Linked DNA regions of Homo sapiens: region 1 is linked to region 2. A link is a contact called in ENCODE Hi-C or POLR2A ChIA-PET data. All regions are on one chromosome and are shown on one strand. The core of a region is the stretch at or near the end of the contact, and the rest is flanking DNA. Distances in the headings are between cores, read along the strand shown. Region 1 overlaps RFTN1 (raftlin, lipid raft linker 1). Region 2 has its middle 14 kb from the start of LINC00690.

The links. A loop is a pair of places that touch in the nucleus more often than their neighbours do. ChIA-PET counts read pairs that join two places held with the same protein, here RNA polymerase II (POLR2A). Pooled maps may share reads with other maps.
Region 1: a map with no recorded cell type shows a loop between it and region 2 (6-fold over the local background). The contact joins two enhancer-like sites. A Hi-C loop is called at or near these places in 1 of 168 maps with a recorded cell type or tissue (natural killer cell), 6 of 37 single-sample maps with no recorded cell type and 11 of 50 pooled maps. POLR2A ChIA-PET finds 5 or more read pairs at or near these places in 4 of 52 experiments (T-cell, activated CD4-positive, alpha-beta T cell, activated T-cell and 1 more).

Annotation. Positions count from the first base shown.
Region 1 is chr3:16,478,881-16,485,270 of GRCh38, reverse strand. The region is part of intron 2 of RFTN1 (raftlin, lipid raft linker 1); the gene reads left to right. It overlaps LOC124906219 (a long non-coding RNA gene), which reads right to left. Exons shown (of 3, transcript XR_007095839.1): 3 at 1-5,870. Among named protein-coding and RNA genes, the nearest start is that of RFTN1, 32 kb to the left of the region's middle. RefSeq lists an enhancer at 1,739-2,591. Within about 2 kb of position 2,395, at least 17 of the 41 ENCODE cell types and tissues checked have a DNase peak (open chromatin) inside an H3K27ac peak, as active enhancers do.
Region 2 is chr3:16,547,326-16,553,107 of GRCh38, reverse strand. No RefSeq gene overlaps it. Among named protein-coding and RNA genes, the nearest start is that of LINC00690, 14 kb to the right of the region's middle. Within about 2 kb of position 2,172, at least 3 of the 41 ENCODE cell types and tissues checked have a DNase peak (open chromatin) inside an H3K27ac peak, as active enhancers do.

The DNA of each region.
Region 1 (6,390 bases), core at 1,146-3,645, 68 kb after region 2:
GTAATATTCCCTTGTTTGCATGTGCCACAATTTGTTGAATCATTTTCCTGTTGAACATTTGGGAAATTTCCAGTTTGGGGCTATTATGAAAAAAAAAAGCTGAATATCCACGAACAAGTGTTTTGTGTGGATGTTTTCACTTCTGTTGGGGAAATATGTAGGAGTGGAATTGTTGGGTTTATGCTAAATACATGTTTACCTTTATAAGATACTGCTCAACTGTTTTCCAAAGTGTTTGTTCTATTTTACATTTCCAACAACAATGTATGAGAGTAGAGAGCTTCATTTTTTATAGGTAATAATCAGAGTTACTTTTTATTCAGCACCTACTGTTGTATTAATCTCTTCTAAACAAACTAACAACAATCTTATGAGGTAGGTGGAGTCACCCCCACGGTATAGAAGAATAAATTGAGATATTGAGTTTGGAGCAGTTATAAAAGAAACTTGCTAGGCCACCAAGCACTTGGAGCTTTGCAGGATATCTTGTAGTTTTACTGAACAGCAAAGCCTTCACTTTGGCTTTCTTGGTTCCTGAATCTTCTGTGTGCTGTGGTGGGTTTAAACTAAATTGAAGGGCTTCAACATGAAAAAGTTCAAAGGTAATTTATTCACCTTTGCCCCTTTCTCAAGCTTGTCTTCTTCTATTTCTATTCTTAAGTTCCTCCTTATAAGACATTCCCATGACACGCATTACAATTTCGAGGATCATTCCACACTGCTGCATTTTACAAATTCCCATCTTTGTGGTTTTCCTGTCTAAGAGGACTTTAAGAACTGATTTTCGGGATGTTTTCTTCGACATTGTGCTGACCAGGCTCATACTTGGCTTTCGGCCACCAGCATTCTAGCCTTAAACTCTGTATATAAATTTTGGGTGGTCATGATAATAACAGGATGACATTCCTTATTCAAGACATGCACATTGCGCAATAAGTTTTCTACAGGTCCAGTTTTTCTTTGACCTCCAGTCTGGGGGGTGTTAGTCTGACACACAACTACAGAAGCAGCTGATAATCATTGTTTATAAGAGTTGTCCTTTCAGTCTCCCTTCACGGCTGGGAAAAAGACTAATCTAAAAAAATGGATCATGATTTACATTATATTCTGAAAATTAAGAAATGAAAGTTGTGGGGAGCTAAGTGTTTGGGTGCCTAATGGCTAGTTATAAATCCTGGCACTATTAGCCTTTCTGATTTCGTGAAGGGAGATGATAGGCCAGTTCCATGGCCTCATCTAAAATAATGTCAATCTCCAGAAAAGCCTTTAAAACTAATCATTAGCTTAAAGGAGTGGTTCCCAACCTTGAGAGTGAATCAGAATAGCCTGGAGGGCTTGTCAAAATGCAGAGTCCTGGGCCCCATCCTCAAAGTTTCTGATTTAGTAAGTCTAGGGCAAGGCCTGAGAATCTGCTTTTGTAATAAGTTCCCAGGCAATGCTGATGCTGCTGGTCTGGGGACCACACTTGGAGAACCTTAAAAGATCATGTGGAGTACAATTTTTTTTTTTTTAATTTGAGTGGAGATGGCAGAAAAAAATTATACTAGTGTGATCTTTTGAGTATAAAATAAATTCAACAAATGTTTACTTACCTACCTATGTATTATGACCAAATCATAACTTACTTTCTTTAGGTGACTTGGAATATATTTGGGAGGACAGGCCAGAGGAATAAAAATAAGGATACAAGGTGACACAATGATTCTCAAAGTTTGTTTAAAAAGTTCCCATGCCCAGCTGCACACCAGACCCATTAAGTCAGTCTTGGTGTTGTGGTTTGGTTCTGTGTCCCCACCCCACCTACAGTTGACACTACAGAACAGGTGTCAACAGACTCAGCTTAAGTCTGTGATGTCTCAGGGAGCTGGCTAAGATGGATACCTGGCTGCTGGTGCCTGCAGGTTCTGGGAGGGAGGGGGGTGCTTTACAGGGGAGCCCAACATCGTAAACTAGGGAAAGGAAGGAAGAGAATTGGAGGGGATGAGTACTTATTTGCATTACAGGAGGATTCTTGGTTTAAAGTGGGTTTCACCATGGGGTTCCTTTAGATAGAGCCTCAAGTACTCTGAAGTGTTTGTTTTGCCTTTCCTTAATGAGGTATTTATTACCTCTCTGTAAATATGATACCTGCAGTTTTAGAACATAACAAATCCATCTATAACATTTGCAGCTCTTCAGCAGAACTGAGCATACAGTCACTGACGTTGATGGCATTTTTTCTAAGTAAAAACAAACAAACCTTGGAGCAAAATGTCAGAAGCCCTGGAGGAGGGAAGGTGGATGGCTAGAAGGGAGGCTCTAAGCAGCCCTTGATACTGCTGCAAGAGGCCCCAGGGTCAGAGTTGGGTGGGGCGGGACTTTCTATATTTCCGCAAATTTAAGCTCACCCCGGTGGGAGGCTCCTCCTCGTACAGTCCTTCATCTTCATGGCAGAAAGGCTGTTCTGCCCCTGCGCCCTCCCTGGCCTCTCTGGGGATCCCTGCAGCTGATGTATTGTGATGGAGCAGTGGACTTGGATGCTGCTGGTATTGATATAATCATTGTTAACAGTAGCAACAGTAATAACAGCTAATGTGGCATGCATGGTGCTCAGTGTCAATTAATCCTTATAGAGATCTTGATTTTACAAATGAGGAAACAAGGCTCAGTGAGGTTACCTAATGTGCCCGTGGTTCTGCAACGAATGTGTGATGAGCTAGAATCAGAACTCAGACTTGCCTTCTTCAATTCTTTACTCTTAAGGATTGTGGACAATACCAAAGGTCCCTCGGGTATGGCTTTGAGATTTGGTTGGCTGTGATCGGTCATTCAAGGACCCCAGCTTTGATGTTCTCTTTTTGATTGAGCCCTACTCTAGGGAGAATTTGGCTGCATGTTTTGGTGAATCATAGATGGTGGGGATGAGAATAGACTGAGTGGTTGAGCATTGTCTTATGCTGTGTTGTTTGCAATGCAGCTTGATATACTTTAGCTCAATTCATCCTTACAAGTCTAGAGATGTTTTTTGTTCTGCTTGACAAATAGGGAGCCTGACAAATAGGGTGGTCTTGTCTTACAGAGCCGCAGCTTGCACTGAGGTCTTCCGACTCCATGTGCCCTGTGTGTCTTGCTGCTGCCTGGGACCCACAGAGTCTCTGAGGGTCCGGAGCCACATTAAGGGTCATGCTGCCCATGACCTGTTGGTGACCACTTTCCTTAGGTATCAAGAACATGAGTGTTGGTCAATAACCCACTGGAGCGTAGTGCTGGCTTCTGTTGTTCCCAGCTTTAAAATAGGGCTAGGTTTGACCTCCAGCTCAGATTCAGAAGGCCAAGTCTGAGCTTGAGTATGTGTGGATGGCTGCCACTTAGTCCCAGTTTTGTAAGTGTGCCAATATCGGGACTTTTCCTGTGCTGAATATAGACTCCTCCTTTGCTGAAAATAGTATATGCGGTAGGGTAGGGAAACATTTTTCTTTCCTAGAAAATCGCTCCTTGCTCCTCTAGGTAACATTGACTTCTGTGAAACCATCTGTTTCTTCCAATATAATTTCCAGACTATTAGATTAAACAGTTTCTCCTGACCCACTTTTGGCTTCTGTTTCTTTTCACTGTTCATTAATAAATTGTGTAGCAGAGTTTTTATGGAGAGTGTGTGTGTGTCTATTTATTTAATTTCAGTTTAGGCAAAAGCAATTGTTGGATGCAGTGAAGTTATTTAACTTCCTACTTGTGTTTCATTTTTGTTTCCGGTTTCTATAATTGCTAAGAGTTGGTTTTTGTTTTTGAGATTCATGCAAGGAAGTCAATGGCATGAGTTATGAGTTGAGGTTCTGGCTGGGAGGTGTGTTAAAAACAGACCATGTTTTTAAACAGAAGATGCAAAGAGTAATAAGGAAATCGGTTCCCATAAAACATGTCTCAAAGTAGATAAATATGCTCTTACAGTTTGAAGAGATTTTCAAAAGATAAATGAGATAATATGTGTGACGTAGCTTTAAGTTTTTCTGAGCAAAGCTGTTATATTCATCTTTGGTATTGTTGCTTTTGATGTTGCGACCAAGTCTGCTATTAGCGTTAGTGTTATTGTTAAATATTCACTAATGGGAGTAATAAGATTAGATTTAAAAGGAAGGAAGGCATTCTTTACATTCCTTTGCATTCCTTTCTGAATGTAAAAACTCTTCATGCTGTTTTCCCAGCTACTCTAAATCCAGACCAAGAAGCAACACTACTCAGTCTTGTATGAAAATGGGCTCAGGTGTGTGTGTGTGTGTGTGTGTGTGTGTGTGTCTGTGTGTGTGTGTGCATGTGCATATGTGTGTAACCCAAGCAGTAAATTTCAGCAACTAAGCCTGCCTTCAGTAAAATGAAATTCCTTGCTGATGACTGTTATCTGTCAAAGCAAAACCAAATTATTTTTCTGCAGGGATTCATAAAAGCAGCCTTGAGGTAGTGGTAATAATTGTTATCTAATTTGGTTAAAGCGGAACAGAAAACAAGTTAATATTCTATGCACCCTACTAATTATTATTAGCAATATTGCGTTAAAGAATTTTAAGCTTTCTCTAATTTCACTGGGTCCACTGTCATTTTATAGTTTGACCATATTTCACCAATGCTTCAGAAGACAGGAGTCCTGTTGAATTTTATCTACGAAATATTTTCAAAAGCAAATCTGGTGTGAAAAGGTAGGTGATTCTGGCCTCAAGTTGCATGCCACTGTCATTAAGTCTAGAAGGTCATTTCCTCAGTTCTGTGTTTCAGGCATACTCTTCTTTGTTTACAGGTCAGGGCTCCTGATAAGTAAAAATTACATGGGCAAGGAGTACCTGCTACACTTAGCAGCCACTGAGATGTTTTTCTATTCTGTTGCATAAACATACTTTGCAGGTACATACACATGATTTATCAGGAGGAGTACACATTAGTTTGACAGCCTCATTGGGCCCTCTTAAAAGAGGGAAGGGATTATTTCACTTGGGCATCCCTAGTGTAAGCTCAGAATTAGTTTGTAAGCATGAGTACAACATGGCACTATAAGGAATGCATGTTGCTTTGACACAAGATAGGTATAATAATATATTCCCAAGGGAGCTGGCAAGCTTGTGGGTGGACTTTTCTTTTTGGAGAAAGCAGTCTTGTCTGGCAAAGTTACTTAACAAAATTGATCCATTCAATATTTATTGATTATCTACTCTTTTTCAGGCTCTGTATTGAGCATGCAATGGTGAACAAGATAGTAAGGTCTCTCAATGTAGGAAACAGCGTCTGAAACATCCCACCAAATTCTGGAGTTTTTAATGTCCTAGTCTGGTGTCTGTTCTCCTATATCTGGAAACCAGGCCAGCTTGGGTATAGCCCTAATAGAGTCTGTGTGTTATCTTGGAGAAGCATCTGCCATGATTTACCATTATTTGCCTTTGGCCTGCTGCACCTTGCATGGCTAGAGACTTGTCTGCTGTTTGGTAGGTGCAGGGGGCCCTGGAAATCCTAAACCAAATCTAATCTTTGGACCCACCAACCAAACTGCAGCTTGGAAAAGGTACCTCAATCAAACGAGCTTCCTGGGGGTGAGTGGACTCATCAGGGCTGCTGATGCCAACAGGCTGAACTTTTAAGGCCTTAATAGATGCATCAAAGATGCCCTGAGCATGGGCTCACCGGTCTTCAGTCCATCATGGCTTGCTTGGTGAGAAATGGTCGAGATGAAGTGTGTGAAAGAAAAGTTACTGATGCTGTTTCTAATAGCCCAGGCTGGAATAATGCTGTAAAGGTGTGCAAGGAATGGGGAGAAGGATGTTGAGGTTTTTCTGGATTGCCTTCCATATCCCTCAGACTGGTGATCCAACTGTTTCTTTTCTTACCACTGTTTCTTGCCAATCTAGAGACTGTAAATGAAAACAAAAACTTACTCTCATGTCTATAAGTAGTTTCTTATTGTGGACTTCATTTAATGAATTAGCCTAAAACAACTAAAAACCAAGAAAATATCTTTTTTCTTAATACCATTTACTTTCTTGGATATAAAGTGTGAATTCAGAAGTGGCTTAAGGCAAGTGATGGGGATCAGTGTCCCTGAGGGGTGAACCAGCCAAGGTTTTGTTCTCCTACCTGCAAGGAATGTTAGAGTACTATACAGTGCTTGGGTTTGGGAGCCAAGTTACCTAATGAAAAAGCAACTTTAACTCAACTTTCCTGCTCATTAGTGTTATGATATCAAGTAGCATGGTGGACATCTGCCAAGATGGCCCCCAGTGACCCCTGCCTACTGGTATCCACGGCCTTGTGTACCTAGTGAATTGCTTCTAGTGAACAGGATACAGCAAAAGTGATGGGTTATCACTTCCGAGATTAGGTTACAAAAAGATTGTAGCTTCCATCTTGCACTCTCCCGCTCTCTCTTGATTA
Region 2 (5,782 bases), core at 923-3,422:
TCATCATGGCCAATTTCAAGCCGCCTTCTTTCCTTCCCTCCCTCCCTCCTCCCCTTCTCCCCTCCTTCTTTCCTTCCTTCCTTTCCTCCCTCCCTCATTCCTTCTGTCCTTCCCCCCTTCCCTTCCTTTCCTTCTTCCTTCTTTCCCTTCTTCCTTCCTTCCTTCCCTCCTTCCCTCTTTCCCTCCTTTCTTCCCTATTCTCTACCTCCTACTCTAGAATTGACATTCCATGACAGGCAATCCATGTCTGTCTTAGTCATTGCTTAGACGTACCTGGCACATAATGGAGGCTCAGTACGTATTTCTTGAACAAATAGTTGACTAAATGAATAGATGATCCTTTCTTAATTCTGTACCAGGATTTAAGAATTATTCAAAGTAGATGTCATTGTTTTACAATAACCAAGTACTGCTCAGCACTTTCAAGTTCACAAAGCACGCCTCATGCATCATCTCTATGATCTGTACCCAGGTGCCATCCTGAGAAGCTGGGAAAGGCTTTTCTCTTCCTCCCCACTTTATAAATGAGGAAACAAAGACTCAGAGAGGTGGAGGTTCCCCCTCAAGGCCACACAGCAAGTGTGTATGCACAGGTCTGACTCTCAGTCTGGCACTCTTCTCAATGGTGTCCAGTAACTGTTTAGCTCTTGAGGGGATCTCATCAGAGAAGCCTGGAGGCTTCAGGGAAAGCCGTTCCAAGGAAGAGGAGAGAAAGACATGGTGGCGAGGAAGGAGGATTGACAACCAGGGAAGGCCTTACCTAGGCCTCCACCAGGCTGAGCTTCTGGCCTCAGGCCAGTAACATAATGATTCAGGTCCCCACTCCTGATTCTGCCACTAGATTCCCACTATCCTCCCCCAAGACATGGAGCATTGAGCCCCCCTTCCCCACAGATAGAGTACCCTGGATAGAGTGGGCTCCACACCTAGCACCCACCTTCTTGCAAGACTATAGCAATGAACAGCAGAGAGCGCAAGCTGGAGACCCACAAGCTGAACTCAGTCCTCGGGGATGATTTCTTTAGCCCCTGTAGAGTTCAAAAACTTGGGCCAACATTTACAAGCAGGAGATCCCAAGTGGTTACTTTCTTTAGGCAAACAGGAAAATCTTGCCACACCTCCTGGCCATTCTGGGCTGACACCAGTCATCCACCTGAGACCAGACAAGTGTTGTCCAGTTCAACGCAGCCCCAGTTTCCTATCCCCTCTCCAACCTTGAGGGCAGCCATCGACTGCAGTTCATTTCCATGCTAGTGCTGGAAGTTTTACTGGCGTCGAAAAACATGGCTCTGAAACCCAAGCTTATACCAAAAGGAGAAAAACAATATATGTAGGGCCTCATGATTTTATTACATCATGACTGACATAACCCTGAGTTTAAGAGCCTTGGGCTATGTCTCCATTTCAAATATACCTTTTCTTTCCCCTTTCTTTCTTTCTTTTTCTTTCTTTCTTCTTCCTTCCTTTCTTTCTCTTTCTTCTTTCTCTTTCTTTTCTTTCTCTTTTTCCTTCCTTCTTCCTTCCCTCTTTTTCTTCCTTTGTTTCCTTGCTCCCTTCCTTCTTTTCCTTCCTCACTCCCTCTCTTTCCTTCTCTCTCTTCCTTTTCTTTATTTCTTTTTTCTCTTTCTCTTTTTTCTTTCTTTCTCATCTTTCTTTCTCCTCTTTCTTCTCTTTCTTTCTTTCTTGACAGAGTCTCTCTGTTACCCAGATATGGAGTATGATACAGGCTCACACACCACACCCAGCTAATTTTTTAATTTTTATTTTGTAGAAATGGGGTCTTGCCATCTTGCCCAGGCTGGTCTCAAACTTCTGGCCTCAAGTGATCCTCCTGCCTCAGCCTCCCAAAGTGTTGGGATTGCAGACATGAGCCACCTCGCCCAGCCAAGTACACCTTTTCTTTGTCCTGTGAACAGTCTCACAAAGAAGGCATCCAGAAGCCTCCTTTAGGTGAGGATCCTTGAGTTCAGAGGCGTGGAGGGACTTGCCCAAGGTTAAATAACTAGACATAGACACAGTACGTGACGATAACATCTCATCCAGCACAGGCATCTGCATAAACTGCATTCCCAGCCACACACCACCAGTGTGTTCACCATGACAGGGTGTGCGACCTGATGCAATAGCCCTTGTGTAATCTGACACATCCCCATTAGGTGGCACCATAAACCAACAAAGCTTTCCAGGACAATGCCTTTGCGGAAATTGGTTTTCTTGCATTATTAGGGATTTTAAGGCAGAATTGTTTTTCCCCTCTTTCTCTCTTAAAAAAAAAAAAAAGTCTTTCAATATACAATGTAGCATGGCTTTCGTGCCAGGCATAAAATGAAATTTGCCTTAATCCATTGCCTAGGGAGAAAGTGTGTGTGTGTCACAACTGACATCTGTTAAATGTTAAATGAAGTAAGCAAGCAATAAGAAGGTCTGAAATACATTCTTTGTTCAAGAAGTCGTGCAGACACTGATCAGCTGCTCTGTACAACTGGGAATAAAACAAGCACCTTTTTCTCCCCCCAACAAGCGCCACTGAAAGCCCCCAAGGAGGGCAAAAGCAGAGGATGGGTGGACTTGCGTGCCGTGAGGTTAACACTTCTGTTTCAAGTTCAAGCAAATTGGCTTGGCACAGCAGGAATGACCACACTGCCAGCTCCATTGTACCTGCTTCCTCCCCAGGGCTGAACAGGAGCCCAGGCTTGTCTGTCCTTTCCTGCTATTTCTTTTGCAAAGTGTAAGAAGGTGTGAGGCTTCATCCAAATTACCTGATCAGTTTTGACCATCAGCATGTTATTATGGTGGATCTATTCTTAAAATATATTTGTTCTTTTGTTTTCCTCACTAGCAAGGAATTTTGAACCAGTCACTCCAAAGTTAGCCCTTGCAATTTATTAGTCAAGCTTCGTTATTAACATTATTAACAAGAGAATGAGAACAGATGTAATTCCAATATGCAGCTGGAATATCAGCTAAAAATGTGCTCCTTATAAAGATATACAGGATTATCAAATGAGAAAGAGAAGCTTTGCCTATGCAACCAATTATAATTGTGGGATGGTGTATTTTGGGTATTGGAATTTTTTGATAAACATAAGGATAGGCAGAAAGCCCTTCGGTTTCAATCCTTTGTTTCATCCTTTCCCTCATTCCTAGAAATAGGTTAGGTATCTATGGCAGTAACAGTGAGTGCTTCCCAAAGAGCCACACACGTTTTCAAGCCTCCCCTGCGGTTGAGTTGAGCCATATGGATGAGTTCTGGTAAATGGGAAAATATTTACTTGTATTTTCTTTGAGTTCTATTGTAGTTTTATTTTTGTATTTAATCCCTGTGGAATTTATTTTAGTATATTAGTTTCAAGCCGGTTGTTCCCAGACTATTTAATTAATCTTTCCTTTTCCTACCAATTGCACATACCAATCAGTATATGATAAATTCTGATTTCTGGTTCAGTAATCAATTTTCTCATTCCTATGTTGGTATCAAATTCCCAAATTAGAGTAATTTTGAAATATATCTTACTATCTAGTAACAGCTATCCCCTTTAATTTTTTAAATGGGGTCTCACTATGTTGCCCAGGCTGGTCTTAAACTTCTGGGCTCAAGCAATCCTTCTGTCTCAGTTCAGCCTCCAGAGTAACTAGAAATACAGTCCCGTAACCACCACACCTGGCTCCTTTTAAAAAAAATTATTTTAGTTACTTTCACATATTTATTCTTTGAGTAGAATTTAAAAATCAGTTTGTCAAGTTAAAAAATTAAAGATGGATTAAATTCACAGATTGATTTGGAAATAATTGACATTATGTCGGCCCCGAGCCTTCTCATTCAGGTGCGTGATGTTTCCCTGCATTTCAAGTCTTCTTCCATGTCCTTAGGTCGTTTTGTTTTTCTTCTGTGTTTGATCCTGAGTATTTGATTTTGGTTGCTTTTGTAAATGGGATATTTTTCCCATTTCTCATCATTTTTTTCTAATTTATTATGGCTGAATATTATTCCACTGTATGTATATATCACAATTAATTTATCCATTCATCCATCAATGGACATGTGGTTTGCTTCCACCTTTTGGCTACTGTGCTGCCATGAACATGTGTATACATGTACTTGTGTCCCTGTTTTCAATTCTTTTGGGTACAGACACCTAGGAGTGGAATTGCTGGGTCCTGTGGTGATGCTGTGTTGAGTCATTTGAGGAACCGCCAACTGTTTCCCACAGTGGCTGAACCGTATTACATTCCCACCAGCAATATACAAATTCCAGTTTCTCCACATCCTCACCCATACTCGCTATTTTCTGTTTTCTTTTTTTTTAAAATTATTCCCATCCTAATGAGTGTGCAGCGGTGCCTCATTTTTATTTGCATTCCCCTAATGATGAATGATACTGAGTGTGTTTTCATGTGTTTGTGGGCCATGGTCTGTCTTCTTTGGAGAAATATCTATTCAAGTCCTTTTTTCATTGTTTAAGGGATGGTTTGCCTTTTTGTTGTTAGTTTCCTAACTTTTTGACAGGAGAAAGGTTAACTGAAAGTTGCTGTGTTACATAGGATGCTTTCAAAAGCAACAACTAGAAGATGCAACACAAAATGTCTTAAATGATAAAAAAATGTTAAATGTTTGAGTGATCAGTTATGGTTCTAGCATTCTCCACATATCAATTCATTTAATTCTAAAACGAATACTACAGGGTAGGTATACAAATCAGAAATATGAGGCACAGAGAAGTCCAAAGTCACACAACTGGTAAGTGGTAAAGTTAGAATTTGAACCTAGGAAGTCTGACTCCATAGTCTCATCTCTGAGTGACTAGGTACTAAGTTTGTAGGGAGGCAGTACTGGCATTGATTGGTTTAGCAGCTCAACCTAATATAGGAGTCTAGATTTGTCGATATTCCTATTCTGCTACCCTAAGCATGTTGCCTTTGCCTCAGGCTTCTTCCCTCATGATTGCAAAATGGCTGCAACAGCTCCAAGCATCACATTATCTCCCAGCAACATCCAAATGACAGAAACAGAAAGTCTCTGTGATTTCTTCTTTTTTGAGATTAAGGAAAACTCTTCTAGAAGTACCTCCAGCAGACTTCTCATTGACTACAATTGTGGCACATGCCCCATCCTGAACTCATCACTAACAAGGGAAACAGAACTACAATTTTGGACACAGACTGATCAAGGTTTACACCTTGAAACTTCAATGGGGTCCAGATTCCAAGAACTATCTGCTGCTCAGTTCCTGAACAGAAATCATTTTCTATTAACAAAGAAGAAGGTGGTAATCACTGTTGAGTTGGTGACCAACAGCTGTTGCCACAATTGTCATTTACTTCTGTTAGCCTCAAGGTCAGTGACATCTCCTCTGTGGGCTGGTGATTTCTCACTCTTGATTTCTCCTAGGCCATGTGTCTGATTTCTTCTAGGCCACAGATGCAACACGTACATGAAAATCTGAATTCCCACCGCACATTTGTTTGCAAAACTCTGTTTGCCATTTCTCTCCACTTCTTACGCCTACCTCTACAGATAATAGGGGCATGCATCTCTTTAGGGTGACCTTTGCATATTTATGCTAATTGCAGATTTAAACTATAAGCCCTAACACTCATAATCTCCTAGCTTCCCTCTGTAAAAAAATCCCCCTAAGTGATACTTAATTTCACATGCTTGCCAAATCTTAAATCCAAAAGCAAAAGCCGATTTACCTCTGTACTGAAATTAAAGCTATACAAAGTTTTTGGCTGTGGGGGCACACCTCACTGTCCTCAGTGGCCCTTCGTAGCACAGATTTAA